Regions from separate parts of the Homo sapiens genome. Here region 2 is linked to region 1. A link is an interaction called in ENCODE POLR2A ChIA-PET data of the cell type or tissue named here. Cell type or tissue: PC-3. All regions are shown on one strand. Each heading gives the region's core, and the rest is flanking DNA. Links, peaks and the distances in the headings are about the cores only. Region 1 overlaps UBA6-DT (UBA6 divergent transcript). Region 2 has its middle 10 kb from the start of GNRHR.

Region 1 (16,794 bases), core at 7,145-11,144:
TTAATGCTGGAGAGGTATAATGAGGCATGTCCAACCCCTACTTCCCATCATGACCTGAACCAGTCTCTCAGGTTAAATTTTAAGAGCACCCTGGCTGAGGAGGAAGTCCATTCAGATGGTTTGGCTGGCGGGGGGCTTAGAATTTTATTTTTGGTTTACACCATTAGCTCAGAGGCTCATTGATGATATCCCTCAAGTCTGACAAGCGGAGACCTCTTCTGGTGGTGTTACCGCAACTCTGGCCTGAGTTCTTGGCTCACTCATAAGTAAAAATTAACACCAGCGCAAATAGGAATTTATTTCAGGCAAAGTTTAATAGGCTTGTGGCTCTAGCAGCACAACGGAGCAGAGTACAGAAAAGGAGTCCTGATGTTAGCTCCCAAAAGGGCTCTGCTCTTGTCATTTTAAGGAAGTTGAGGCAGGAAAAAGGAGCAACGTGTAGGCAATGTTTAGGCAGGGTCTTCTCTGCACCTACACAGTGAGGTCTCATGCCCAAACATGAGGCACATGTGTCAGAGGCATTTGAACCAGAGTCACTCCATCTTGAATGGGGGCTGGGTAAAATAAGGTTGAGACCTACTGGGCTGCATTCCTGAGAGATTAGGCATTCTTACTCACAGGATGAGACAGGAAGTCGGCACTAAGTACAGGTCACAAAGACCTTGCTGATAAAAAGAAGTGGTAAAGAAGCCGGCCAAAACCAGCCAAAACCCACCAAAACCAAGATGGTAACAAAAATGACCTCGGGTCATCCTCACTGCTCATGCATTAGCATGCTAAAAGACACTCCCACTAGCGCCATGACAGTTTACAAATGCCATGGCAACATCAGGAAGTCACCCTATATGGTCTAAAAAGGGGAGGAACCCTCAGTTCTGGGAATTGCCCACTCCTTTCCCAGAAAACTGCTAAACAAGGAGTAATCAATCCCTTGTTTAGCATATACTCAAGAAGTAACAAGTACAAGCAGCTGAGCAGCCAAAGCCACTGCTCTGCCTATGGAGTAGGCATTCTTTATTCCTTTGCTTTCTTGATGAACTTGCTTTCACTTTACTCTATGGACTCGCCCCGAACTCTTTGTTGCGTGAGATCCAAGAACCCTCTTTTGGGGTCTGGATCAGGACCCCTTTCTGGTAACACATGTACAGAAAATGGCAGATAACCTCCATCTTGGGTGGAGATTTTAGTATTACAATGAGATTGTAGTGAGAAAAACTTGGTGAAAGCTCAGCACTGAAGTTCATCTTGTTGCAAACCAGCTGGATCTGGTCATGTTCTTATCAGGAAGGCCAGAATCCTGCTTCAGTAATCTTGGAACACATAGCTGAAAGAGAGAAATGGTTAGGTTCTTCCTTTTTTGGTTTTATGATTAGGAATCCAGCCTGGTCAGCTAAGTTAGGATGGACCCTCTCTCTGCTACTGTGACTGGGGTTAGCTTGTTAAAACAGACAAGAAGGTATGGAAAAGAATATGCCCACATGTGTAAGGCCCACTAGGATGTTGATTATCTGTCCTGTCTGCCAGGACCAAGTCCCTTCCCTATACTGTCTCAGTGCAGGGGCTGGATGCTTTGTCTGTGGGACTGCTACTCCTTTCTTTTCATAAGTTTATCCTATTGTTGCTGAGCAGCTTAATTGACAAAATGCCTGAAATCAGAGGGATTTCATCTGCCGAAAACTGGTGTCTAACTGTAAGCAAAAGTTGGTTTACGGTGGCAAAAGGAGAATGAAGGGGATCCGAAGGACAAACCTGACTTTGCCTCTCTTCTACCCTCCACCCCACTATCCTCTGGAAGAGAGTTGCCCGGTGTTGGGAGCTCAGGAGTGTCTTCAGAAATCTCTCCACGAAGCTTCCTGCCATCTGTCATGAAATCTCCTCACAAGACCACATCAGGGAACATCTCAAAATCATCCTCAGAACCCTGCACCAATCATGTGCTGATGAGAAGCCGGTGGTGAGCAGTTGTACAAGATCCACAGAGCTTGATGGGAATTTGTCAACCCCCAAATGTTTCTAAAGTTGATCTTATAGATGCTGAAAATGTCACCCTCCCTTTCCGGCCTCTTGTGCCTTGCTCCTGTCATTCGAAGCTGCCCATCTGAAGCCCTCTAGCCTCAACCTGAAGGTTATTGCCATGGATCTGGCCCAGATGCACGCCTGTCAAGGACCTGGAAATGACCTTTACATTGAAGCATCTGCTGCTCTGTGTGCAGGCTCTGATTTCAGTGTGTCAGGAGGACTGCAGTGGGTCCAGCTTGTAGCTCATGGAAGTGCTGGTGATGATAATGGCTGGCTCAGGTGCCACAGGCCTCCATGGCAAGGTTTAGGAGACAATGAACTCGATGGTTGCAGTGGAGAAGTCAATGTCAGCCAGGATTTCTGTGGGAAATACACAGATGTGGTCAACCACATCACACAACGACTGGACTATGTACTCTGCAGAACTTATGCAGCTCAACGTACTTGTCACTCAGGCTCTGTTGTAAAAGAAGTGCCACAACACTTGGTCCCCACACCCAATGCCTATCTCCAGCCAGCCAGAGACCTGCAGATGTGTCTAAAACTTTTTTCCATCCTGTCCAAAGTGCTGCTGAGGCCAAAGGACACCATCACCTCCCAAAGGCAGTTTCACAGCTACCCTGAGACAGTGATAAAGGACATCTGCAAAGGCATGTGGGAGGACAGCCATTGTGTCCTGCCTCTGGGTGCTCCCTAGCTGCAAGGTCCTGTTGGTCAAACAGATACAGGAAGTGTAGTAGGGAATACTGATACCTCAAATTCTGACCACCCTGGAAGAATATTCTCAACTGACTTAGTTAATTCCATGCAAAATTATTATTATTATTATTTTTTTAACAGGAAAATATTCTGATTTTTATTTTTGCACGTTATTCTCAAGTACACAATTACAATAATGTCACACATCCCTATATGATTTTCTTTTTATGTATTTTACTTTCTTTACAAAGTGTACAGAGGGAGGGACATACAATATTTAATAGGATATTTCTACAGAACAATAACTTATATTATGTCCTTGTAAAAATCTGTACCTCTTTAAAACATTTAACTGAAACATCCATTTTTTTTAGCTTTGCTAATCAAAATTGTTTTAAGAATTAAAACTAGGTTGTAACTAATGTCAGTACATAACAGTGACTACAATTTCATTTTCTCTTTATACAGACAAGTATGTTTTATCATATTCACTTGACCAAACCCTTAAATGCCTTTTAAAGGTTTTAATGTTGTGCTTTAAAAAGAAAAGAACTGTGTATGATTCCAGAGTATGTAAGAGAAATATAAAATGTGTGAAGTGTTGTGTTCTTTATCTTTCAGTTTATTTAAAAAAATATAGTTAAATGACCCAATCATTTATATTTTCTGTATTAATTTTATAGGATTTAAAATTAATACATATATTTTTTAAAACCTCTGGTGATGTGATTAATGCAGATAAATTCATTGAGATTTACCCTGAACTCTAAAAACATCTAGATGACATTTTCAACAACATAATAATAGCAGCTGCATCCACCTTAATCACCTGGCTGAAATGCATCAAAAGCACTGATAGATAGTCTTATCATCAAAACAACATTCAATATCTGTATAAGGAACTCCTTGTTCATCTTGATGATTCAGAGAGCGCCATCCAGGAAGCAATTTTAGAGGTCCTTTAAGATGGCGGCATCCTATCCTCAGATCTGATGAGGGAGACTGATGCTGTCATCTACAAGCAGCACTCTGCATTGGCTGGGAGCAGCATCTGTAGCACATGCAGGCCTTGCTGGCCACACAGTGACCAGCATTCTGGGCTGGGAGCATTCAGTGTGATGGCTAGGGGTGGGAACAGACACCAAACACTCATTCTAACCTGGACCAGAATTTGTGTCCTTTAAGCCTCCTAAAAAGAAATTTCATCTTTCTTTGGTTTCTGTCTCCTGAAATTTAATATCTCAGTGAACAGACTAAAAGGAGTTTGAAATCTTAACAATCAATAAAGTTTTTCCCATTTTAACTATCATGGAACTTAAAAAGTTATATAGACATATACATTAAGAGTATTTTTTTTCTTAGGTCAGTAATGCTAACAGTGTTGAAAATAGAGTAACCAGATCTAATTTTGCTTACTCTCTTATAAGTAGCAGTAAAGTAAAATTATATTTTATTTTCTATACCCAAGTGCCTAAAGGACTTTAAGTGAGTATTGTTATCATAAGCTAATATTTATGTTAATACAAAGGGGAAAATGTTGTGTATACTTTCCAACAATCAAATATTAATAATTATGCTTTATTGTTTAAAGATTTAATTTAAAATATTTATTTTTTTTAAGTCTTGGAGAATTATATTTCAATTGTTAGTCTATGATAATTTCTCTTACTGTTCTACATGCAAGTTTTCAAAAATATTCCTAGAAAATGTGATATGCACATAGTCTTAGTCTATTTAGGCTGCTATAACAAACTACACCCTGCTCCCAGCCCCTGGCCAGGGAAGGCGGCCCCTCCCCAGTCACCCCACCTTTCACTCCCACTACAACCAGGAGAAGGTATTCCTGAGCCCTCTCCCACCCTCACCCTGCCTCCCCACTTCCCCGGCTCCAGTCTCTGCCAGTGGAGCCCACTGTGCCAGACAGTTTCAATGCTTTGCAAAGACAAAGACCCCTAAACTGGAGGGAGGAGGAGGAGGAAGAGGAGCGGAGAGAGAAGGAAGAAGCGATGTGAGCTGGGAAGGGGGCGAGTATCCGGGACACTCACACCCTTTTATCTACTCCAAACTCCCTCATGCCCAAATCCCAGAAACTCCAGCGTGTCTCCAGCCATGCTGGTACCATTTTCAGATTTTACCTTCTTTAACTGGAAATGTCAATGAGAGGAAATTAACATCTGCAAGAGCTGCAGTGAGCAAATGCTTTGAGCTTGGGCCAGGACAATTCCATTTGGGGACCTGAGATGGACAGTCACTCAGCCTATGGAGATGAAGAAACTGAGGCTCAGAGAGGTTAAGAGACTCCACTAAAGTCACACAGCCAATGACAGCCAACCTTCTGTGGCCTTCATCAAGCTTGTCATATAACCCACCATGTCTCTGGTGACAGCATGAAAGACAAAGCCCTAATTAAGGATCATCAGAAACCACACTCGGAGGAGGGCGGCAGAGACAGCTTCCCTCCCTGCTATACCAAGACCCTTCCTTCAAGGTCCTCACTCCTCAGAGAGCCTGGACTGTCACAGAGGTTAATTACCTCTTAGCTTCTTCGGATGGGAATGGAAATCACTGGTTAAAGCTTTATCAAGAGACGTTATCAGCTCTTTAAGGATTGCAGAAGAATAGGCTACTTTATTTTCTGAAAAGGAGGGAGTTCCTGCCACCCATTGCAGGGAGGTCGCCATCAGGACAGTGAAGATGGTGACCCTGCGGAAGAGGACCCTGAAAGTGCTCACCTTCCTCGTGCTCTTCATCTTCCTCACCTCCTTCCTGAACTACTCCCACGCCATGGTGGCCACCACCTGGTTCCCCAAGAAGATGGTCCTGGAGCTCTTGGAGAACCTGAAGAGACTGATCAAGCACAGGCCCTGCACTTGCACCCACTGCATCAGGCAGCATGGGCTCTCAGCCTGGTTCGATGAGAGGTTCAACCAGATAGTGCAGCTGCTGCTGACTGCCCAGAACGCGCTCTTGGAGGACAACACCTACCAATGGTGGCTGAGGCTCCAGCAGGAGAAGAAGCCCAATATCATCAACAATACCATCAAGGAATTCAGAGCAGTACCTGGGAATGTGGACCCAATGCTGGAGAAGAGGTCGGTGGGCTGCTGGCACTGTGCTGTCGTGGGCAACTCGGGCAACCTGAGGCAATTGTCATATAGGCCTGCGATAGAGTCACAATTTTATGCTCAGGATGAACAAGGCACCCACGGCAGGGTTTGAAGCTGCTGCCGGGAGCAAAACCGCCCACCATCTGGTGTACCCTGAGAGCTTCCGGGAGCTGGGGGACAATGTCAGCATGGTCCTGGTGCCCTTAAAGACCATGAACTTGGAGTGGGTGGTGAGCACCACCACCACGGGTGCCATTTCCCACACCTACACCCCGGTCCTCGTGAAGATCAGAGTGAAACAGGATAAGATCCTGATCTACCACCCAGCCTTCATCAAGTATGTCTTCGACAACTGGCTGCAGAGCCACAGGCGGTACCCACTCACCAGCATCCTCTCGGTCATCTTCTCAATGCATGTCTGCGATTAGGTAGACTTGTATAGCTTCTGAGCAGATAGCAAAGGGAACTGACACCACTACTGGGAGAACAACCTGTCTGCGGGGTCTTTTCACAAGACGGGGGTGCACGATGCAGGCTTTGAGTCTAACGTGACGGCCACCTTGGCTTCATGAATAAAATCCGGATCTTCAAGGGGAGATGACACAGTGAAGGGTTGAGGATGGATGCACCATCATGCCTCTGCGTTTCCAGCCCCAGCATCTTGCCAGAGCCAGTCCATCCGGGATCTTGGAGGGTCAGCCTCAGGTGTGTGCCCAAGTGCCACTTGCAGCCTCTTGCACCCAGCCGTTGGCAGCATCTACTCAGCAAGGTCACTACCTATCATGGCGGAGCATGTCTCAAAACCTGTCTTGGGTGGGGACAACGTCCCCCGACTGCTGCCCCAGGGCTGGGGAGACGCTGGAAAAGGTTCAACCTCCACATATTAAAATCATTTTGGCTCCTGGGGTGGGATTGGGGAACAAATGTGGAAGACGCCCATATTCTGAGAGACAGCATGGTTTCCCAAGGAAGACTGGCAGAGAAACTTGAGTGGTGATTACCTCCAGCACAGAGAAACGCTGGGCGGTATCCGCGCTGGGGGTGAGATGCTGCCCTTCTTTGCATGAAGCCTGGCCTCTCCCTTGGCGTGATAACCCTGTCATCCCCTTCTTCCCAAAGCTCATTTAAGTGCCACCAGAGGCTTCTACCCCAAAGATTTTCACAGAAACTTGAGGCCAGGTGCCGTGGCTCACACCTGTAATCCCAACAACTTGGGAGGCCAAGGCAGGAGGATCCCTTGAGCCCAGGAGTTCAAGACCAGCCTGGACAACATAGTGAGACTCCTATCTCTACAAAAATAAAATATTTTTTTAAAATTAGCCAGGCATGGTGGCACACACTTGTAGCCCCAGCTACTAGGGAGGCTGAGGTGGGAGGATCTCTTGTACCCAGGAGTTCAAGGCTGCAGTGAGCTGTGATCTCACCAATGCACTCCAGCCCAGAGTGAGACCCTGTCTCTAAAAGAAAGAAAGAAAAAAGGAAAAAAAAACAAAAAACTTGGCACCATGTTTCTAACTCCTGAAGATGCCTCTTCCCAAGCAGCTATTCCTTTGGATAATCAGTCTCATGGCTCTAATCGTGGCAAGAGCAGATCTGACCGCTTCCATATGCCTTTGCATTTGGGGAAGAAAAGCACGTATTGGCTGAAATAAGGCAAAAGCCCCTACTTGGGGAAAGGGATCCCCACCAGTGGCCCCACTTGCTCCGTAGCTGGAAACATCTTTTCTGGTTTCCTGAGCTGGCACCTGAATTAGAACAAAGCTCTGAGGATATTCAGCGCCCCCTAGCAGTGCGTCAGAATGGGACCATACATTCTTTCTCAGACTACTCAATATGGTGCCCTTAACCACCAAGGCCACACAGGAGGCTTCCAGCAGCATTTTCCCCAAGGGCCTGAGCTCAGGGTCAAGTCCCTGCTGGCCACCTTGGGGCTGTCACTGGGGGGCTGGGCCAGGGACATCCCAGGAATGGCGACTGGCACATACCTCATCTTCTCGCTCCCCAACTACTCTCTTTTCCTCGTTAGGCTTCCTGATTATTGATTGATTTTTTAAAAATTCAATTGACATTGTTTGCACTGTGGCTCTGTTGGTGGTCCTGGTGTGTTGGTGGTCCTGGTGTTTTAATGAAGCTTGCCTCACCCAGCAGCTGGGAAATAGGGAGGCTTAAGGAAGGTTTGTAGGAGTCCTTGGACTTGGGATATTGGGGGTATCTAGGGCTTGGATGGTTTGTGGAATGTCCACAGCATCCTCCCATTCCAACCCAACCTTCCTTCTTCCTCACTGTGGACTGGAATTCATTCTCAGGCTAGGAGTCTCCAAAACTCTATGAAACCTTATTGCTGCTGGGTGGGGAGTGAAGAGTGACAGGCATGGTGGGGACAGTGATTGTTGGCTCCAGTTACTAATGTTTAAGCAGAAAAACCACTTTTCTTTAAAAAAAAAAAAATCTCTTAAAAGGCCACTGCTGCCTTGAGGAGGTGTGACCTTTTCCTGGTGGAGTGTGAAGGAGGCATGGGGCCTGTGCTCCCAGGCTCAGGGAAACCCCCTCTGCACACTGGGAGGGAGGAGCTTGGGGACACCAGTCATGGGTAAAGGTCGCTTCAGGCCATTCACAAGAGTCCCTGGAAGTTGCATGCTAAGTTTGTTTTTTTCTCTGAATCTCTGCATATGAGCATTTTTCTGGAGAGAGGTTCCATAGCTTTTATTAGATTCTCAAGGGTTCAGAATGTGGAAAGTGTTAAACAAACAAACAAAAAACCTGTTTCAGCTTTAACATCCTCCAAAACTTTAAGACTTTTTTTTTTTTCTGATAAAGGCTGGTAATCACTGAGTCATCATTCACAACAGACATCCTCGAAGGGCAGAGCTCACAGACATGTATGACATGAAGAATTCAGCAAACGTTTCTTGATTGGCTAGTCAAACACTGATACAAAGAGCGATGCTGTCTCCTGAACTCTTCCTCTTCTCCTAAAAGCTGACTCCATTTAGGGATGACCGGCTCAGGCTGAGCAATCGACTTCTCTGGGTTTTCTTTGAGTAAGAATAGGTCCCTTGAAATGAAGATATGTCTGTGTCTGAGCCGGATGCTGCCTGGGTCGGTCGTCTGCTCTCTGTCTGGTCTCCCTCCGTTCCACTAGGATGGTCAAGCTGTGAGATATCTTCCAGCCCCCAAATCCAGCTCTCCCATTTTACTGATAAGAAAAGCAAGGCCACATTGCAGTTGGGTGGGGAGTGGAGAGTGCCAGGCATGGGAGGACAGTGATTGTTGACTCTAGTTACTGATGTTTAATCAGAAAAACCACCTATCCTGTTAAGCACGTTTCCTAAAAGGCCACTGCTGCATGGGGAGGCGTGGCCTTTTCCTGGTGGAGTACGAAGGAGGGAAGTGACTGGCAATCAGGAACTGGCTGGGACAGATAGCACAAGTCAGAGTTTCAGCAACAACGGGGTGTTCCTGGCACCATGTTTAAATTGTCTGGAGGCGGGCTTTCCCAGCGAGTCTCTATTCAGCATCTGGAAAAAGTGTAACCAGAATGGAGGTGTCTGACTCTCCTCTGCTCTCTCAGCACTGAGCTGTGTCCGCAGGCTGCCTGCATGGCCCTAGGCAAGCTCTTGTCTCTGCCTTCTCACACCCTCCAGTGCAGGAGATGGCATTTCTCTTATGAGACATAAAAGAAGCCCAGCAGACATCTCTTATGTCTCATTGGCTTAGCAATGGGCACTTAACAGAATAAAAGCCAATTGTTGTGGCCAGAACTAAATGCACCAGTTTGGCTTAAACCAAATGCAACCCTGGGGTGAAGGTGGCTGGGAATTAGACAAGAGTGTTAGCCAAAGGGCACCATGCATGCTGTCAGCAGGAGAATGAGGAGCACTCTTGCTGGGCAGGCAGTGGCAGGGGCTCCCTCAGGCCCCTGAATCCCAGCCTAGGGCTCTTTCTACTCTGCAGGCAGAGAGCTCCTTGGAGACCGGCCCTGGGCTCAGGCAGGGAGTAGACGGGTCCCTGCCTGCAGCACCCAGAGCTGAACCTGAAGCCACAAAGATAGGCTGACAAGGTGGCCCATGAAGTGTCAGCAACATCCCAGCCCCCTGGGTCTCCCCAGTGAGTCAGGGTACTGATTTGCTATAGCTGAGCTACATGCCCCTCCCCTCCCCTCAGTCACCTTTTAGGGGAGAAAGGAGGGCAGATTTGTAACCTCCGGTGCTCTGCAGGGATCCTGGGCTGGAAGAAAGTTCATAAATGGATGAATGCCTTTTAAAACTCTGGCTAGTCCTAGCATCATTCAGCAAAGCATTTGGCTAGGCTTAGAGAGAAAAGCCAGATATGAGAAAATAGAATGTAAAATAGAAAAAAAAAGTCAAGAAGGGGGAGAGGGCAGTTAAGATCTGGGTGATTCTTTAGGGAAAGGGCTTGTTGAGAGGTTTTGATGGAATCCCATTCTCTGATGTGGCCAGAAAGCCATGCTAGAGGCCAGTCCCACCTGGATGTGACTCTGGCTTCTTGGCAAAGGTAGAATAAAACCACAGAGAACATTTAGAACAGGGATGTTTGCTTTGAGGTAATCTGAAAACAAGTAACAGAGAAACCAAAAGAACTCACTCTCCCTCACCTGGTTAGGATCAAAACTACTTTATGCAGGGAAGCCCACGCCCTGAGGGGCCACCGTCCAGCTAAAGATCACTGGATGCCAGGCATGTGTCATCAGGAACCAGCACCTGTCCTCGCCCCTATGAAAAGCCCTGGGGGTATCATTATATCCATCATGAACATCTGGTTTGCAGCAAATGTGACTGCATGCCACCAGGATCATCCTGCCCCATGGACTGGGCTAGCTAGTTTTGATATAGAGTCAACCTCCCTCTTCTTGTTTGCCATGAAAACACCAGCTCCTGCACCCCTGGGGTGCTACCTGACACCTGTGCAAAGAAAAGGAGGAAGACTTAGAAGAAAAGGCAGAGACAGGCAAAGCAGCATCTCAGCTTGTCAGGATTAGGATATTACCGATTTTTTTTCTTATCAAAAGAGCACTGAATTTCCTACTGACAGTGAGCCGCCTTTGCACCTCCTGTTCTCCCTCCCAGCCTATCAGGTGATACCATCACCCAGCCTCATCACTCAGCTTCTTCCTAGTACAAAACTGCCATCGGTTGCATGTTCTGAGCTCCGGGATGTCAGATTTAACCATAGCCTGCATCAGGGCCTCCCCGTCCAAGCCCCTGCCTCTTAGGGTGATTATGGGTTTATTCCCTTCCTCCTACACAGTCGTTTCCCTCCACTGAATTCCCTTCAAAACCAAAGTTTCTTGAGCACTTTTTCTTCTGTGCAGTCTTGTGTGTTTGGCTGTTGGTGTTTTAAAATTTGCTCTCTATTCTCCCTTACCTCTCTCCGTGTTGTTGTGAAGCTGAGCACTGGTTGGGATGCATCTGAATGATGTTAGCAAGATCCTGTTTTCCTCATCCCCTGCTCTGTTTTATTTATTGTTGAATATTTCCAATGATCCAAATCAAAGTGAATAAAAAAAGAGCTATTTTATTAAAAAAAAAACTACCATAGACTGGGTGGCTTATAAATGACAGAAACTTATTTCTCACAGTTTTGGAGTTTCGGAAGTTAAAGGTTAAGGCACTGGCAGATTCGGTGTCTAATGAGGGTGCACATCCTAATTTACAGACAGCTGTCTTCTCACCTGCCCATGGCTAAAAAGGCAAGGGAGTTCTCTAAGCTCTCATGTCCCAGAGGCCTCACATGACACTGGGAATTAGGTTTGAACATATGAATTTGGTGGGGATATAAACATTGTGTATGGCACACATATTCTAATTTATAGATAATTTAAGTAGATAATTATTCACATTTATTGAAAGGGTTATTTTCTTTACGATGGAATTCCCTCTGGGTTCTAATTAGTTGCCTCCAACTCATTCAAATGTTACTACAATACCTTTGGGCAAAGAAGCCAGTCTTCAAATGCGAAAGGTCAGCTACTCTCCAACTGTGTTCATGAAGGCCTGATCTCAGGACTCAGTATTTCCTAATCTTTTTGATAGCCACAAAACAGATGTTCCAGTTTTTGAACATAATATGTCTGGCATAATATACTAGAAAAACACTAGATTAGGAAGAAAACTAGGTTCTAGTCTTGACTCTGCATCTACAATTATGTGAATTTATTCAAGCCATTTAATGTCTTTGGGTCATCCTCTGTGAAACAAAGGAGTTGAACATTTAGATGATGGTCAAGCATCCTTTCTGTGCTAATACTCAATAATTCAGGAGTATGGAGTAAAAATAATACATTTTAAAATGTTCTGTAACTATAAAACATTGGCATCCGACACCAGGGAGAGGCCATTTCCTGATGGTCCACACCTATTGCACTAAAGTGTTCATTGAATGCAGATGCCAGTGAGAAGCAACTTCCCGGGCATGTGCATTAAGAGACAAAATGGTAGAACATGAGCTTCCGGGGGCACAACACCAGAAAAGGGAAGAAAGCCTCAAATGGGCATACAAACAACTTTCTAAACACACTGCTTGTGCTCACCTCCCAAGTGTAACGAGGGCACTGCACATCCAGGCATTTCACCTTAAGGGAAGAATTATGGGAAAGGGGTGCAAGACATGGGAAGGAGGGCCAGCCTATAAGGTCCTAGAATCAAGGTTAAACACTGCATTTGACCTTCTCAGTGCCCACTTGGGTCTCTTCCAAGCATACTTTGCTTTCTTTCCTGCTCTAAAGCTTTTTAATAAACTTTTATTCCTGCTCTGAAACTTACCTTGGTCTCTTTTTCTGCCTTATGCCCCTCAGTCAAATTCTTTTTTCTGAAGAGGCAAGAATTGAGGTTGCTGCAGACCCATATGGCCCCGCTGGATTTCGGACTTGCACGAGGCCTGTAGCCCTGTCATTTCGGCCAATTTCTTCCATTTGAAATGGGTGTATTTACCCAATGCCTGTACCTCCATTGTATCTAGGAAGTAACTAACTGGCTTTTGACTTTACAGGCTCATAGGCAGAAGGGACTTACCTTGTCTCAGATGAGACTTTGGACTGTGGACTTTTGAGTTAATGCTGAAATAAGTTAAGACTTTGGGGGAACTGCTGGGAAGGCCTGATTGGTTTTGGAATGTGAGGACATGAAGTTTGGGAGGGGCCAGAGTTGGAATGATATGGTTTGGTTATGTCCCCACCCAAATCTCATCTTGAATTGTAGCTTCCGTAATCCCCATGTATCACAGGAGGGACCTGGTGGGAGATAACTGAATCATTGGATAGATTTTTCCCATGCTGTTCTCATGATAGTGAATACATCTCATGAAATCTGATGGTTATATAAAGGGCAGTTCCCCTGCATATGTGCTCCTACCTGCTGCCATGTAAGATATGCCCTTGCTCCTCCTTCAACTTCTGCCATGATTGTGAGGCCTCCCCAACCATGTGGAACTGTGAGTCCATTAAACCTCTATTTCTTTATAAATTACCCAATCTTGGGTATTTCTTCATAGCAGTAAGAAAATTGACTAATCCACATGCAAATGGAAACCAAATGTGACCAGGAATAGCTATACTTTTATATAATAAAGCAGTCTTTAAGTCAAAAGCAACAAAAAGAGACAAGGTTATTATATAATGATAAAGGGATCAATTTAGAAAGAAGACATAACAATTGTAAATATATATGCATCCAACATTGGAGCACCCTGATATTTAAAGCAAATATTATTACATATAAAGGAAGAGATAGGCTCCAATACAATAAAAGTTGGGGATATCAACACCTTGCTCTTAGCATTTGACAGATCATCTACACAAAAATTAACAAAGAAATATTTAATTTAAACTGCACTTCAGATCAAATGGACCTAATAGACATTTATAGCACATTTCATCCAACAGTCAGAAAATGCACATTCTTTTCATCAGCACATGGAAAATTTTCCAGAATAGACCACGTTAGGCCACAAAACAAGTCTCAAAAAATATAAAAAAATTGAAATCATATCAAGTATCTTTTCTGTCCACAATGAAAACTATAAATCAATAACAAGAAAATCTTTCAAAACTATACAAATGCATGGAAGTTAAACAACATACTCCTGAATGATCAATGGATCAATGTAGATATTAGAAAGGAAATCTAAAAATTTCTTGAATCAAATGAAAATAAAAACATATGATACCAAAACCAATGGAATACAGCAAAAGAATATTGAAAAAAAGCAATATATTGCTATTTATAGCAATAAACACCTGCATCAAAAAAATAGAAAGACTTCAAATAAACCTAACAATGCATTTCAAGGAACTAGAAAAGCAAGAACAAAACAACCTCAAAACTAGTAGAAGAAAATAAATAAAACCAGAGCAGAAATAAAGCAAATTGAGATTAAAAAACAATTACGTAGGCTAACCAAGAAAAAAAAAAAGACCCAAATTTTAAAAATCAGAAATGAAAAAGGAGACATTACCACTGATACCACAGAACTACAAAGGATCATTAGAGACTATTATGAATAACTATATGCCAATAAATTGGCAAGCCTAATGAAAATGGATAAATTCCTGGACATTTACACCTACCAAGTTTGAACCAAGAACAAATAGGAAACCCAAACAGACCAACTACAAGTAATTAAATTGAATTAGTAACAAAAAGTGTCCCATCAAAGAAAAGCCTAGGACCTGGTGGCTTCACTGTTGAATACTATCAAACATTTAAGGAACTAATATCAATTCTTCTCAAACTCTTCAAATTAAAGAGGAGAGGATTCTTTCAACTTATTCTGAGACCAGCATACCCTAATACCAAAACCAGACAAGGACACAACAAAAAAACAAAACTATAGGACAAAACCTATGATGAACATAGATGCAAAAATCCTCAACAAAATACCAGCGAACTGAATCCAGCAGCACATTAAAAAGATTATTCACCATGATCAAGTGGAATTTACCCTAGGGATGCAAGGATGGATTAACATATGAAAATCAATAAACATGATACATCACATCAACAAAACGAAGGACAAAAACCACTTAATTGACTGGGTGCAGTGGCTCATGCCTGTAATCCCAGCACTTTGGGAGGCCAAGGCAGGCAGATCACCTGAGGTCAGGAGTTCGAGACCAGCCTGGCCAACATGGTGAAACCCCATCTCTACTAAAAGTACAAAAATTAGCCAGACGCGGTGACACATGCCTGTAGTCCCAGCTACTTGGGAGGCTGAGGCAGGAGAATTGCTGGAACCCGGGAGGAGGAGCTTGCAGTGAGCCGAGATCATGCCATTGCACTCCAGCCTGGGCAACAGAGCGAGACTCCATCCCAACCTACCCCACCCCCCCCAAAAAATAAAAAAAACCATGACTTAATCATTTCAATAGTTGTTGGAAAAGTATTAATAAAATGCAACACCCTTCATAATAAAAATCTTCTAGGTATAGACTAGGTTTAAAAGAACATAACACAATAAAGGCCATATATGATAAACCCAAGGCTAAGATTATGCTAAATGGGGAAAAGCTGAAAGCTTTTCCTCTAAGAACTAAAATAAGACATGGATATTCATTTTCACCACACTTATTCAGTGTAGTACTGGAAGTTCTAACCAGAGCAATTAGGAAAGAGAAAGAATAAAAGGCATTCAAATTGTAAAGAAGAAAGTCAAATTGTCCCTGTTTGCAGACAACATAATCTTATATAAAGAAAGCTTTTAAAGATTTATCAAAATACTCTTAGAATTGATTTAAAAAAACTCAGTAAAGTGCAGGATACAAAATTAACATACAAAAATGAGTAGTGTTTTTATATATCTACAAGAAACTAGTGAAAACAGAAATCAAGAAAGCAATCTTATTTACAATAAGTTACAAAAAAAGAAACCCTATGATATGGTTTGGCTGTGTCCTCACCCAAATCTCATCTTGAATTGTAACTCCCACAATTCCCACTTGTCATGGGAGCAAGCCAGTGGTAGGTGATTGAATTATGGGAGCAGGTCTTTCCTGTACTGTCCAGTGATAGTGAATGAGTCTCATGAGATCTGATGGTTTTTAAAAGGGGAGTTTCCCTGCACAAGTTCTCTTCTCTTGTCTGCTACCATGTAAGATGTGCCTTTCACCTTCCACCATGATTGTGAGGCCTCCCCAGCCATGCGGAACGGTAAGTCCAATAAACCTTTCTTTTGTAAATTGCCCAGTCTCAGGTACGTCTTTATCAGCAGTGTGAAAATGGAGTAATACACCCTAGAAATAAATGTAACCAAGGAGATGAAAAATTCTTATAAGGAAAATTATGAAACACTGATTAAGGAAATTGAAGAGGTCACACACAAAAAATGAAAAGGTATCACATGCTCACAGACTGGAAGAATTGATATTTTTTAAATGACCACAATGCCAAAAGTCATCCACAGATTCAATGCAATTACTATCAAAATTCCAATGACATTCTTCACAGAAATAGAAAAAAAACTCCTAGCGTTCATATGGAACCACAAAAGACCATGAATAGCCATAGCAATCCTGAGCAAAAAGAACAAAGCTGGAGGCATCACAGTAGACTTCAAAATATACTACAAAGGATTATGGTATTGGTATAAAAACATACACATAGAGCAATGAAACAGGAGAGAACATGTAGAGAATAGAGAAACAAAAGGCATTCAAACTGTAAAGGAGAAAGTGAAATTGTACCTATTTGCAGAAAACATGATATTACACTTTTTAAAAAGTCCTAAAAGCTTCATCAAAGTACTCTTGAAGTTGATAAACAAATTCAGTAAAGTTCAACTTATTTTCAACAAAGGTGTTAAAGACATTCAGTGGGGAAAGGACAGTCTTTTCAATAAATGGTGCTGGGAAAAACTGAATATCCATATGCAGAAAAATGAAATTAGATTGCTATATCTCATCATAGGCAAAAATCAAATCAAAATGCATTAAAGCCTTACTTGTAAGACCTGAACC
Region 2 (15,465 bases), core at 4,786-8,785, 52 kb before region 1:
TTCAAGAAAACTACCATTACCCTGCACACGATAATGACATTGCTGTTGTGCATCTATCTTCACCAGTGTTATATACAAGCAACATCCAAAAAGCATGTCTTCCAGATGTTAATTATATATTCCTATACAATTCAGAAGCAGTGGTTACTGCATGGGGATCATTTAAAGTCTGATGGTGAGTTCCTCACCTGACTCCGTTATATGGCTTGAATTTCAGGAGTTAAAAAGTAAAATACTCAGAATTACACCTAAACTGAAAAATACTTTCTCTGGATCATTTTTAAGAGTACAATGTGGAATGGATTGAAAATTATCCTCAACAACATTCATGCAGAAACTATAACTTCATAGAGCTGCTTACTATAATTCCTCTTAAGATGGCAGTTTTTCAAGAAATATATTATTTGAATAAGTAATTCATTTCCTTCATTCATTTATTCATTTACTAATGGAAAATAATTACCACCTTTGTTCAGGGATTGTTCTAGGTGGTTTGGATACGTTAATGAATGAAATGGGCAGATAATTCCTGCCTATTTTCTTAGTTAAAAAAAAAAAAAGGAAAAAGCTTTCATCCTTAACAAAGGAAAATGGACAATTTCATGAAATGAAGGATGTAAGTATATTAAAAGAAATAAGTAAGTTATAGCAAATTTTATGCAGTTAAGTGCCATAGAAAAAAATAGGGACTGTAGGGGATTCAGCATTTTTAATGAGGTGACAAGGTGATACTTGAGCAAAGATTTAAATATATGCATCCCCATGACCCTAATAATGTGAACACTTAGTGGCTATTAATGTCTGTAAATGCAGTTTGAAAGCAGAAAAATAAACCTAAAATTAATTTCAAGATTCAGAATTACAGTAAAAATTTAGCTTAAAAATTTTTAAATAATCATAAAATGTATGCTCCTGCAATATGAGTTTTTCATTTTGTTTTCTTTTGTTTTTGTTTGTTTGGTTGGTTGGTTTTTTTTTTTGTTTTTGTTTTGTTTTTGTTTTTTTCGAGACAGAGTCTCACTCTGTTGCCCAGGCTGGAGTGCAATGGCATGATCTCGGCTCCCTGCAACCTCCGCCTCTCAGGTTCAAGTGATTCTCCTGCCTCAGCCTACCAAGTAGCTGGAACTGCAGGCATGAACCACAACACTTGGCTAATTTTTGTGTTTTTAATAGAGACAGGGTTTCACCATGTTGGTCAGGCTGATCTCGAACTCCTGATCTCAGGTGATCCGCCCACCTCGGCCTCCCAAAGTGCTGGGATTACAGGCGTGAGCCACAGCACCTGATTCATTTTGTTTTCTAAGACATCTTTTCTGTACAGAATAAGAAATAAGATGTAGTTTCCATGAGTTATCTTCTAAAACATAGCTTATTGAGTTATTCAAAATATGCTCATGTTATTTTTTTACTTATATACAACATATTAATACATTAATAAACATATTATTACATATTAATACATGTAATACATATAAAATTTCAAAACAATTCAAAAGAAAAAATCTTATTACATATAGATGTACACACTAAATATTTCTAAAAATGGTCATTTTTCAGCAACAGCTTGGTATGTTTATAAACATTACTTGCTTTTTTGTTACTACAGCTAAAAGCTTAATTATACTTTACACTGATTTGATTTAGAAATTGTACATAGTGTTAAAGTTAGATACTAATAGCCTAGCCAGAAAGATTAATAGTGACATCAATAAAAATTATACAATTTTCTTCCTTTACGAACAACTTCTAATGTACTCCACAAGGGATTAGTGAAGATTATAGATAATAGGACCTGCAACAATGGGGAGGCAGATGGCAGAGTCATCACATCTGGAATGTTGTGTGCCGGGTTCCTGGAGCCACGTGTGGATGCCTGCCAGGTAAGTCTGTTTATTCTAATTTCAAGAACTTTATTCTTGTAGTTTTAAATTTCCAAATAATCAGTTCAGTTTTCTCAAGGGATTGACAATTTTTAAAGGCTTAAGTATGTTTCCTAGCCAAAGTATCTAATTAGAATTACAATGATATCAAATAGGTCTCATTAAAGTCCTAAAGTGCTAAATTACCTTGCTGTATAAAGCTGTGAGCAGGAGTGGGAAAGAAACTCAATTTAGAATAAGCAATGAAGAGATGAGATGGTTTACTGGTGACTTTAGTATGATTGTCATTTCACTGAGAAACATTCAGCTGTGTCTAATAGCAAAATTAACAATCATGGAGCTTTCACAATGTGATTCCAACATCCTAAATATTTTATTGATTTAACAACTCTTATATAGTATTCCCATGTGCCAAGCACTGTTTTCAGCACTTTACAAATATTAATTTATTATAGTTACCTCAGTCCTCTGCAGTATATTTGTGCTATTGTAAGCCCTATTTCTAGATGAGGAAATTGAGACAAAAAGATCAAGTAATTTGTCTAAACTCACAGAGCTATTAAGCGGCAAAAGAACTGAGATTTAAACGCAGGAAATTGGGCTCTAGGGCCTATGCTCTGAACTCTACACTAAGATGTTTTTCCTTATGCTTAATGTGCTTTTAACAATTGTTGCTGTTTATGAACAATAGTCCCAGAGCTAACAAAAGTTTCTAAGCAGGTAGAATCAGTGATAAATCCAAGAAAACCTTTATTTTATTCATGCAATCTTTCATGTAGTGATTATTTATTGACTACTACCTATGTGCCAGATACGGTGCTATGTTCAGGGAAGTTAAAATGAACACAGCATATTCCTGTACTCTAGGAGCTAGCAGACATGCAAACAAGTATTTGCAATACATAATCATCATCTCTAATTACAAATTTCTAGCTTTGCAACTGTCCCACTAAACCCATTCTTCAGTATCATGAAGAGCTTAAAACTCTGTTCCTCTTAATTTCTTCTCAGTCCATCAACCCCCCACCCTCATGACTCTCTCCTAACCTTAAACAGCCTAGGACCCTTGTTTTATTATTTCAGCCACTCTATTGACAGCACTCTCGGTGACTTCATCCTTGACTTACCCGACACCCATTCAAATAATCATCAACCACAGAACGATCTATCAACTGTATTTGCTGTTATATGCAAGCTGCTGAGAACAGCTAGAAGAAATCATGCCTTCTTGTAAACTGGAGTTACATAATCACATGTGGGTCCTTAACACACTGTACAATTATTAATGCATTTTTATAGTGCTATGCCGGACTTTCATTATATTCTTTACCTACGTACCTCACCATGTCCTTATCTTCTTTAGCATATTATATTTTCTCCTACTAACCAGAGAAAAAATGGAAGCAATCATATGAGAAGTCCTTTAATTTCCTTTCTCCTTGATACATTTATGTTTGTACTCATTCTCACCCTCTGGGCTTGGGATAAACAAGTTTCTTTCACTATTCAAAACTAATCTCTTGCATGTGTTTTTCACTCAGTCTCCTTCCTACTACATAGGTATTTGAACTTTCTATTAATGTGAGTTTTCTTCTGTATTTTCCAAACTGACCCACCCTGATGGACCTCTTGGTACATTCTGTAAACATTATTAAGTCTCTTCCATCAAGCCTCTTTGTAGGAACTCTTGGGTACTCACACAACTCAATGCTAAAAAGAAAACACAAAATAGCCTAATTTTAAAATGAACAAATAAACTGAGTAGACATTTTTCCAATGAAGACATGCAAATGGCTGACAGGTACATGAAAAGATGCTCAACATCACTAAGCACTAGGAAAGCATAAATTAAAACCATAATGAGGTTATACCTTGCACATGTTAGGATGACTATTAACAAAAAGTTCTGGTAAGAGTACACCATTGGTGGGAATGTAAATTGGTACAGCCATTATGGAAAAAAGTATGAATTGTCTTCAAAAACACTAAAAATAGAATTATCATATTTTTATGGCATCCAGCAATCACACTTCTAAGTATTTATCCAAAAGAATTGTAAACAGGATTTTAAAGAAATATTTACACTCCTATGTTCATTCTAGCTTTATCCTCAATAGCCAAGATATGGAAACTAAGTGTCCATCTACGAATGAGTAGATTAAAAAATTGTGATACACACACACACACGAGCATTATTCAGCCATATAAAAGAAAAAAAAATCCTGTCATTTTCAACAACAATGATAAACTTAGAGGACACTATGCTAAGTAAAATAAGCCAGACACAGAAAGAAAAATAATCCATACATTCACTTATACCTAGAATCTAAAAAAAAATCAAACTCATTGAAACATAGTATAACAATAGTTGCCACGGATGGAGCCTTGGGGAGTTGTTGGGGAAAGTAAAGGGATGTTGATCAAGGAGTACAAACTTTCAGTTATAAGTTCTAGATATCTAATGTACAGCATGGTGATTACCATTAATAATAATGTATTGTATACTTAAAATTTTCTCAAAGAGATCTTAAGTGTTCTCACCAAAAAAAAGTAAATATGTGAGGTTATGAATAGGTTAATTACCTTGATTGGGGGAATCATTTCACAATGAATATGTATATCAAAACATCACATTGTACACCTTAAATCTATACAATGTTTATTTGTAGATCAGATCTCAATTTTTTAAAAGATGAAATACATTTATCTGTCTGAGAAGAAGAAAAGTAGACACAGATGTGGATTGACTTAAGTGATCTGAGAAGCCAAAAAGGCAAGACAAGGAATGAAGGGATTCTCAACTGTTACTCTCCACTTACTCTGAGAATTTAAAAGTAATACACTAGATTCAGAATGAGGGAACGGGATTTTCAAAAATTGTGAAATCACAAGAGTTTGGAATGGCCGCCCTGAAAAATTAGAAAGGGAGCTGGTTAATCATCCTAAGCAAACTAATACAGGAGCAGAAAACCAAATAACGCATGTTCTCACTTATAAGTGGGAGCTGACATTGAGTGCATATGGACACAAAGAAAGGAACAACAGACACCAGAGCCTACTTGAGGGTGAAAGGTGGGAGGAAGGTAAGGATTGAAAAACTGCATGTCAGGTACTATGCTAGTTACCTGGGTGATGAAAGAACCTAGACCCCAAACCCCCATGACACGCAATTCACCTATATAACAAATGTGCATGTGTGCCCCTCAACCTAAAAGTTTTTAAAAAATACTTCATTGTTAAAAAAAAATGCTAACAGTCATCTGGAAAAAAAAAAAGAAAAGAAAAGAAGCTGGCTAAAGACACGTAAATATTGCTTAGAGGTGTTGGTTTGAGGATGTAAATTTGTAACATGGCTTCACAGTGTCTGGTTTGGCCCAGGCTATGATGGGGAGAAAGATAGGGAGCTGAGAAGCTGTTGACAGAATAGTGGTATGGTGCATTATGAAATATAGCTGGCATAAAGAAAGAAGAGCAGGAGGACATGAGCTAATACATTCATAGAGGAGTCCAGGGATTCACATTCTTAGTGAGACTGAAGAGCAGACACAAAGTAAAAAGTGGAATAAGTGGAACAAAAAAACTTAAGGGGTAGATGCACTCAATCGTAATACTGAATAATGGTGTTTCAGAAGTGGAGCAGTTCCAGGTGATAACAAGGAGTAACATGGAAAGATTCAATAAAATGATCAGAGTCAAGGAAGCCAAGAGACTGTGAGCTAAAGTATTACATGTGTCATCAACAGATGTTGAAAATTATCCAGGATGATAGGAAGAATTACAGCAAAGGGAAATCCAGATGCCGAGGTGTTCCATCATTCTGGGAAAATGGCCTAAAGATCAGTAGATGAAAATAATAAGTATATATATGTGTGTGTGTGTGTGTGTGTGTGTGTGTGTGTGTGTGTGTGTTCTCTCTAGGGTGACTCTGGTGGACCACTGGTTGGTACAGATTCTAAAGGCATCCTTGCTAAAGGTTCCCTGCTGGTATTGAAAGCTGGAGAAATGAACGTGCTCTTCCAAACAAGCCTAGTGTCTACACTCAAGTGACATACTATTGAGACTGGATCCTATCCAAAACTGGTCTTTAGTGCAAAATTTCTCTGTAGATTAAAGCTCAAATGTTATATGCTTGTTACATGTTTGTAATTCCCAAACCATATTTAACTTAGATGTCACCTCTCCTTATGAACATTTAATGTTGCATTTAAACACATACTATTTTAGAACTATGAAAACTTTCTGTTTATTATAATTTGACAAAAGTTTAATGAGACTAATGGACTAGGACATACAATTTTCCCTTTTACCTTTTCAGATCAATGGTAATTATATGAGTAAACATGGATTACAGTTTATTAAGGAAGTTTTCTGTACCAATTTGCAGATCCGGGACTCTTGGAGAATCATAGAGTAGCTATTAGCAACATACTCCCTTCTGAGTCATCCCCTGATGACAAGCACATGGATTCCATAGGATCAACATATTAGTAGGTTGTAGTCTAGTGAGTTGCAATAATATTGCCTATAAAAGTTACCCAGGAAAATGTATCTACCTGTTTTCTTTCTGGTTCTTGTGCCAACACTAATCCCTGATCTATTTATGACTTCCTAACCTTGAGTGACACAAAACAACATGATAATCCCCTGAAGTACACTGAATAGGTCACAATGCTTGCTGATTTGTTCTCATTCTACTTCAAGCATGAAAGTGAAGCCAGAAAATGGTTCTCAAATATACACACACTTAATAGTAAAATAATCCTCAGACACATGGGCTATGTTTCAATAAGTGCCTTGAATAGACCATGCAAACACTACTGTACTGTATTTCTCCAAACTACTAAAGTTTCTCAATCATACAAATTATCAACCAGAATAAATAATAGAAAATTTTGCTTCCACTTCACTCACTTTATTCCCCATACAGAAATCCTAGCTGAGGGTACGGATGTTTATAAAGGCACTGTTATGCCAAATTAGCAAGTCAGTTGGCATTTAACTAAAAATGATCTCATCAGAGTGCTTTCCCAGATTGTAGTCCACAAGTGTCTCTTCAGTAGTTTATCCTCCTCTTCTTCATTGCTGACAATCCTACAGCTACCACCAATTGCCTTCGTTTTGATGTAAATTTTTTCATAAACCCCCTCAAAATTGCACTTATAGCAGATAATATTTGCTGATTCCTTACTATGTGCCAGGCACACTTTACATGTATTATTACGTTGAACTGTCCCCCCAGCGCTGTGATGACGGTCACCTTGGGGAAACTGAGGTAAAGAAGTCAAGTAACTTGCCAAAAAACAGAGAATTTATAATGAACTGAGCTGGGATTCAAAATCAGACAATTGGATTCCAGAGCTCACAGTTTTAGCATCTATACTATGTTATGTGACATGATTATAACCAAAGCTCTACCTTCCATAGTCTTCTAAAATGGAACATTTGTCATAAACTTTATGGATGACTCATTACAGTAGCTTTATTATTTAATTGCTTTTAAAATATTTGACATATCATCATACACTTATAAGATACTTTTTGATGTTTAACTTTTTATTTTTTGATGTTTTAGAAATTAAGCATAAACAAAATAAAACTGTAGGCATAATGTCCAGGATTCTTGGGTTGCAAGTGACAGAAACTCAATCAACACTAGCCTAAGTAAAAAGAAGACATTTATTGGCTCATCTAACTAATAAATTTAGAGATCTACATCCTTTGACATAGCTGAGACTGGATCCAGGAGCTCAAACAGTGTCTCTCTCTTCCTCTCTAGTCACATCTTAACTCTCCTCTCCTTAGTCTTCATTCATAGGCAGACACTTCCCTATGAGGTGGTGAAGACATGTTCACTGATTCTAGACTTAGATTATCGTTAGTGCTAAGCTACCAGTCTCAGACAAAAATACAGTAATCTTGCCCACTGGCTACAGTAAAAATAAAAATTAAAAAGTCCCGAGGATGCCTCTGATTACAAGTTTGGATCAGGATATCACTCCTGTGATGGACTTTTGATTGATATCTCTTTGGATAAGGGAGGGACATTTCCAGAAAAATAAAATGCTTCTTTTTCCTGTAGGAATTGTATATGGTTTACATGCACACAAAAAAATAGGTAAAGAGGAGTACTGGTAGCTTAAATCACTAGGCTATGTTGGTTTTTTCCAAGATAACAGAATATGCATAGTATGCAAAATCTGAAAATCTGTTACTTACAAGTTAAAAACACATGAAAATATAAAATCTTTGTTTGTTGTGTAATTATATTATTTTGAATAACAGTGTATTGATTGAGAATGTAGCACATTTTTCATTGGGTAATTGGTAAGTATTATTTTTATCTAGCATACAAAATATTTTATTTTTAATTTAGAAAATAATTTAACACAAAGACAGATACGTTAATACATTTTAAGAATGTGCCTCCACATAAGTTGGCTGTAAGTTACCTGCATGATGACGTGCTGTATAATAATGGATTCCCTTTTCCTCTCTCCAAGCCAAGACAGTAACAGTGGGGAGACACCATTATTACTATTAATAATGTCTCCCCACCTGGGCACCTGCATCATAACTCTTCAAATCTCAGCATTTATGCTATAAAAAGTATCTGGCAAGAATTCATGATGAAAACACACACAAAAGAATGAAATTGGATCCTGATCTTACGTCATATGCAAAAACTAACTTAAAATGGATTAAAGACTTAAACGTAAAATCTGAAACTGCAAAACTCTTAGAAGAAAATGTAGGGGGAAAAGCTCCTTGATATTGGTTTTGGAGATGATTTTTTGGATATGACACCAAAAGAATAGGCAACAAAAGCAAAAACAAACAAACAAACAAAAACAAGTGGTACCGCATCAAACTGAAAAACTTCTGCACAGCAAAAGAAACAATGAACAAATGAAAAGACAACCTATGAAATGGGAGAAAATATTGCCAAACCATATACCTGCTAAGGGTATTATAATCATATGTCCAAAATATATATGGAACTCACACAATTTAATACCAAAAAAACCCAATAACCCAATTTAACAATGGGCAAATGACCTAAATAGATATTTTTCCAAAGAAGACATGGAAATAGCCAACAAGTACACGTACACGAAAAGATGCTCAACATCACTAATCACCAGAGAGTGCAAATTAAAACCACAATTAAATAACACCTCAATGAGCTAATGCCTCACACCTGTTAGGATGGCTTTTATAAAAAAGACAAGTATTGGTGAGTGTGTGGAGAAAAGGGAACCCTTGTACACTGTTGGTAGGAGGGTAAATTGGTACAGTCATTATGGAAAACAGTATGGAGATTCCTCAAAAAATTAAAAACAGATCTACTATAAGATCTAGCAATCCTACTTCTGGGTATATATCCAAGGGAGTGAAATCAGTATCTCAATGAGATATCTCCATCCCAGTGTTGATTACAGCATTTATTCACAATAATTAAAACATGGAAACAACCTGAGTGTCCGTTAATGGATGAATGAATTTTTTTAAATGTGATACACACACACACACACACACACACACACACAGACGAAGCATTATTCAGCCATAGAAAAGAAGTAAATCCCACCATTTGTGTCAACATAGATAAACCTGGAGGGCATTATGCTAAGTAAAATAACCTAGACACAGAATGACAAATATTTCATGATTGAAAAAAAGTCAACCTCATTCAAAAAATATAACAAGCGGTGCCAGGGGCTGGGGTTTGGGGGAAATAGGGAGATGTTAATCAAAGAGTACAGTTATAAGATGACTAGTTCTGGGGATCTAATGTACAGCTCGAGTTCTGATGAATGTGTTAATTAATTAGATTGTAATCGTTACACAATGTATAGGTATATCAAATCATCATGTTGTAAACAGAATACATAAAATCCTTATTTGTCAATTAAATATTTTAAAATTTAAAAACCTTGAAATAATAGTGAAAACTGAATATGCTGAATATAAATTAATTATTACCAAGTTTATTAAATAGGTCCGTTAAATAGAATACAAATATCACTACACGTGCTGCATGTTGAAACAAAATAGACAATATACTTTCTCTATCAATACATCCTGACAATATGCTAGTAAAATTTTAATAAACTTAAGTTTCACTTCTCAGCTGGTTTCTTTTCGCCTTTTAAACTACATGCATTTGTGACTACTAACATGAACTATCTGGCATCTCTTTTGGCATCTTTGTGATTGCACTCAGCTGTGGCTTATAGACTCCCTCACCGGGTAATTCAATATCTAGTAAGAGATTTGCTACTTTCACTAACACTTTCACTTTGACCTCTGAGTTCTCTCCCTTTTACTTAGACTGCTGCTTTGGCTGCTTTTCAGGGTTCTTTTGCTGAGCAGACTGCCTTTGTTCATGCTGCTAGAAAACGCACTTAAGATTGCTCAGAGTCTTTTTGGCATATTTGTTTACATCCTCTCAGAAGATCTCACAGTTTAAGTGGAAGAGGCTGGCTTCTTTAATAATTTTAACCAAAAAGAATTTTCAACAAGTAAACAATGCAAGACCAAAAAAACCTTTCTAAAGAGTTTATTCTTTCTTTATTTTCAAGAATCCTCTTACTTAAAAAAAATCCACTCTACATACATTTTCAAATGTCAGAAAAACGATATCCTTATTATATTCCTTTTAACTCTTTGCTGTGTAGAGATTTTAATATAAACTCAAATTAATTATTTTTCTAAGATGAAAACTTCTTGCCTTCCCATATATTTTAAACAACATTTCTTAAAATTTGCTTATTAAAAAAACATAAACTTCATGAGATTATGAGCTCTGTCTTATTCTATTTCTCATTGCCCAAAACTCGAATAAATATTTGTTAAATAAATGAGTGAAATTTGGAAATGATAGTTCTTATGACTCTTTTAAATAAGATATATCCAACAAATGAAAATAGATCATGTTAATGAGCAGAAAACTGTGTATAATAAAAGAGAATAATAGAAAATGACTTTTAAGCTAAAGAGAACTTAAAGATTATGTTACAAATTTTACAGATAATAGCTGTGAGAGCTAGGAGATGAGGATTACACAAGAGAACTGGGAACTCCTAATTCCCGATAAAGTGTTCTTTCTTCTATACTATATTCATTATGAAAATATAGTTTAAATTCCATTATAAGAAAAGCTGTTTCCCTCGAACATTGATTTCTCAGTGTTCTTTGAATAGATTATACTGGTTGTAATGGACATTGGTGGTGTCCCACCAGGGGCCCTTTCTCAGACATCAAGACTCTTCCATCAGCTGTTGAGAGTATTGGCTGCCAAGAGCTCATAGCTACCCTCTTCTGAGAAATGCCATCAGTTTATGGGAGCCACCATCCAAAAACACCTGAGAAGTTATACTTCTCCCCACATAAACAATAGGCCCCAGCCAGATGGTAACTGATAAAGGAGTGCCAAAGCTCAGCCTCCTTTCCTAATGGTGGGGCAAGTCTGTGGTTCCATTTATACCCAGTGTCCCATGTGGGATCAGGCTAAGGAAGGTTAGACTTCAGCTGAACACACATTTGCTTCGATTCTTCCTCTGCCCTGTCTTGCTTTCCTCACTCTCTTAGAGGTTTCACCTTAAAGCACACTCTCAAGTCGCTTGCACAAGAATCCCCATCTCCAGCTCTGCTCTACGGAATTCAACTTAATACATGAGTTGATTTAGTTTTCCACTGACTTGAACTGTTAAGGGAAACATTTTTCTTATACTTTCCCTAAAATACATGTGTGTATTTTTCTAATTCAATAAATCCAATACAGTAAACCCAATTGAATCATTATTGTTCCAGAATATCTTGTCTAAAGTTCATCTTTCCAATGAGGAAGTTTCCTTGTATTGTATGGTAAAGTTAAATGCAGGTGGTTTAAGCATTTAAACAAAAACAAAAAAGCATTTAAAAAAAAACACTATACTAAGTTTAGGACATATTCTTACATTTGACAAAACACTTGTTACACTTTTTTTTCCTTTTTATTTGTCTGTTTCTCACAGCAGAATGCAAGTGAATTTTCAGGTAACTAACCATAACCCTGGTTAGTAGAACGCCAGTTAATCAAGTTTAACTATTCGAAGACTCTTGCTTTAAAAGATTTTTCTTTGTTTTTATGGATGTTTGTAAAGAAAAAATTCTATGCAAGTAATACTATATCATAGATATACACCCCTATCTACGAAATTACACCTTAAAACAAAGGCCTTGTGTATGTGATATCTGCATCATAGATAAAGAGAAATAAGCAGAAGAAAGGGGTTTTTATTCTTCCCGTTCCTGTTATCATTTCTACCTTTGAAAAATAATGCTAATAAATTTCCAAATTATACAACCTAGCAAATCAATTAGTGGAAAAATTTCAGATAAAAGTAACTATAAAGGAAGTGAGTGATTTACCTGAATAAAACTATTTTTCAAAGATTTTATTAAATAACTACAGCATCTCTAGGCTTCAACGGTATTTTTTTGTTTTGTGAGACAGGATCTTGCTCTGTCTCAGACTGGAGTGGCTCAATCTCAGCTCGCTGCAACATTCGCCTCCTGGGTTCAAGGGATCCTCCCACCTTAGCCTCCAGAGTACCTGGACTACAGGTGGGTGCCACCATGCTTGACTAATTTTTAAATAATTTTTTTGTAGAGATAGGCTCTCCCTATATTGCCCAAGCTTCATCTTTGTTTTAATCTTGATCCTTAAATATTTTAAAAATACAATATTTATTTTTATAAAATTCAATTTTTAAAAAGCTATTTTATTTTAAAAGTCCTAAAATAAGAAAAGAAGAAATAATAATAAAAGTGAATATGTTATATAGAAATTAACAGGATGTCAATTTCATGTGTGCCCAGTCTTACTGAAACTTAAAGAGAAACCAATACTAATAATCATATTTTTCTAAATTGTATTTTAAAATCTTATTTATATTATTATGCATTTGCATCATAAATTCTGTTTTTGTTTGTTTTTGAGACAGAGTCTCACTCTGTCACCCAGGATGGAGTGCAGTGGTGTGATCTCAACTCACTGCAACCTCCACCTCCTGGGTTCAAGTGATTCTCCTGCCTCAGCCTCCTGAATAGCTGGGATTACAGGTGCATGCCACCATGCCCAGCTAATTTTTATATTTTTAGTAGAGGCGGGGTTTCACCATGTTGGCCAGGCTGATCTTGAACTGCTCACCCTGTGATCCACCCAGCTTGGCCTCCCAAAGTGCTGGGATTACAGGTGCGAGCCACCGTGCCCGGCATAAATTCTTAATTAATACAATTATTGGGGATCTAGCTTTCAAATTTCCAATTCTGAAGAAGGTGGAAATAAGATACATTGTATTTTAAAATTGAATTGCATCATGAAATGGAAATGCTGTGTGTCAACAGAAGATTATCAGCAAAAGAACAAAATTGAAATTATACTCTTTTTAATACAAGCAAACTACATAAAGTTTATGTAAATAAGAATATCTCGGCCTCACGCGGTGGCTCCTGCCTGTAATCCCAGCACTTTGGGAGGCCGAGGTGGGTGGATCACGAGGTCAGGAGTTCGAGCCAGCCTGGGCAATATGGTGAAACCCTGTCTCTACTAAAAATACAAAAATTAGCTGTGCATGGTGGTGCACACCTGTAGTCCCAGCTACTTGGGAGGCTGAGGCCGAAGAACCACTTGAACCCAGGAGGCGAAGGTTGCAGTGAGCCGAGATCGTGCCACTGCACTCCAGCCTGGGCGACAGAGCAAGACTCTTGATTGAAAAAAAAAATTCATAACAATACAATATAATTATAAAATATGTTTGGAAATATCAAATACGAGCTTTGGCTAGCCTTATTTTTGGTATCCACAAGTATAGTGTGTAGTACATAATGCTTAATAAGTGGTTAATTGAATTGTTGAAATAAATATAATTCTTATATTCCTGGTTTAAATCTTTTTATATATTGTTAATTATACTTAAAAGTAAAAGATTACTACTTTTAGTATTTAGTGAACATAAATTTTGATAAGTAAACATACTTATTATGCTTCTGCTTTTCTGTTCATTTCATATGTTGGTGATTTATATTATATATGCATTTCCTTAATCTGATCTCCAAAATCGTACATATTTAACCATAATTTCCCATCATTTACCTCTAACACATCTATACTGAAATAAAAATTGCAACAATGTTTTACAGTGTGATTCTCCAAATAATGAGCACTCTTGGAATAATGAAAGTGAATCTGCCATGTTAAATGCTATGCATAATTTAACATGGCTTAGAAAAATTTGTATGGCTTTTAGAATTTGTTGCTCTCCTTCACAACAATTTTGTGTATATATTTCCTCATACTACTTCATCCACAGTCCTTCCTCAAATGCTTCCATTTAAACTTAAATTTTAAAAGTTCCCCTTTTACTCATTTCACAGTTGTCGTAGACACTATCATTCTTTGCTCAACAAAGTAAGTCATGTTTTCAAAAACTAAAAAAAAAAAAATTCTTTTTTTTCTGATATTGTGCTACTTCCATCTTCTCTCCTTACAGGAAACAAAATTTTTTCCCAAATACATTTTCATACACATTCTTCTTATTTGAAAGAGCTGCCTTCCTCTATTATTTTATTCTCATGAGTAAAGAGGTATGAAAAATATTTCTTGCTCCCCTGGGTCACTTCTAAACCATCATCACTCTTTCCCTTCAGAAGTTGGACTTGTAATTCAAAAAAAAAAAAAAAAAAACTGGCTAGTTAGGTTCAAGAAGATGATGGGAAAAACACTATGAAGAAAAAAAAGATACTATAATTGAAAACCAACTCAGGTGATGAATCAGCAGGAGTTGCTCATCCTTAGAGCTGCCTGGGCTCCTGTTGGCTTTCTAGGTCTTGTGTATCATGAAAGATAACTCCATTATCTAAAACAGTCTCCCTTTCCTGCAACTAAAAGGGCCTGTTAACACGGCCCTTCATTCACTAAGGACTATGGCACCTGGCTCATAGACCTTTCCACCCCAACTGCTACCAGAAAGTAGCATTGCATAGTAGTTAAAGACAGGAGCTCTGAAGGCAGACTGCATGAGATGTAACACAATTCTGTGGTGTCCTAATTAGGGAAAAGGAGTCAGGCTGGTGGGAGCAGGGGAAAGCAAAAAGAAAAAGCAGATAAGCTACAAGGACACATAGCCCTCCTGTGCAAATAACTCTCAATCTTCCTATGCCCAACTATCACCAGACACCTGCAAGTTAGCTCACTGCAACCTTGGCATTATCAGTACTGCACAAAGCCCTCTTCAGCATACAGCATAAACACTATCCTATAAAATCTCCAGCAAGCCTTTGTTTCTTTGCAGTCAGCTTCCCTTCCGCTGATCCTGCCCATTGTCTCCCTGGCAACGTATTTTCCTCCCTTCTCTAACAAATTTGCCTTTCTTTTACCTACAACGGTAAACCCTTTTGTCCCTGCACCTCGGGCCTAGATAGCCACCGCTCCCCCATGACAAACTCTAATATGGATCAGGTATGTAAATGTCTCTGCTTCACCTTCCTCAACCATAAGACGAAAATAATAGTACTGACTTCTAGGGTTGTTGTAAGGTCT

What was found. ChIA-PET counts read pairs that join two places held together with the same protein. Peaks named below come from ENCODE experiments on the same cell type or tissue, not always from the same donor. Only the 100,000 strongest peaks of a DNase experiment are listed, where the experiment ranks them.
Region 2: POLR2A ChIA-PET joins it to region 1 with 5 read pairs; 3 of 35 experiments call an interaction of 5 or more read pairs at or near these places.

Annotation. Positions count from the first base shown.
Region 1 is chr4:67,706,007-67,722,800 of GRCh38, reverse strand. UBA6-DT (UBA6 divergent transcript) reads right to left here. Exons shown (of 2, transcript NR_015439.1): 2 at 296-2,379. It also overlaps the pseudogene ST3GAL1P1 and the pseudogene LOC100419862. Among named protein-coding and RNA genes, the nearest start is that of UBA6-DT, 13 kb to the right of the region's middle. RefSeq lists enhancers at 103-1,302, 8,406-8,455 and a silencer at 1,196-1,490. In PC-3, for the core only: CTCF peaks have their summits at 7,434 and 7,640; DNase peaks (open chromatin) are centred at 8,690, 9,180 and 10,470; H3K4me3 peaks cover 809 bases; H3K27ac peaks cover 3,189 bases.
Region 2 is chr4:67,756,983-67,772,447 of GRCh38, reverse strand. It overlaps the pseudogene TMPRSS11CP. Among named protein-coding and RNA genes, the nearest start is that of GNRHR, 10 kb to the right of the region's middle. In PC-3, for the core only: no CTCF peak of the experiment used is centred there; a DNase peak (open chromatin) is centred at 6,317.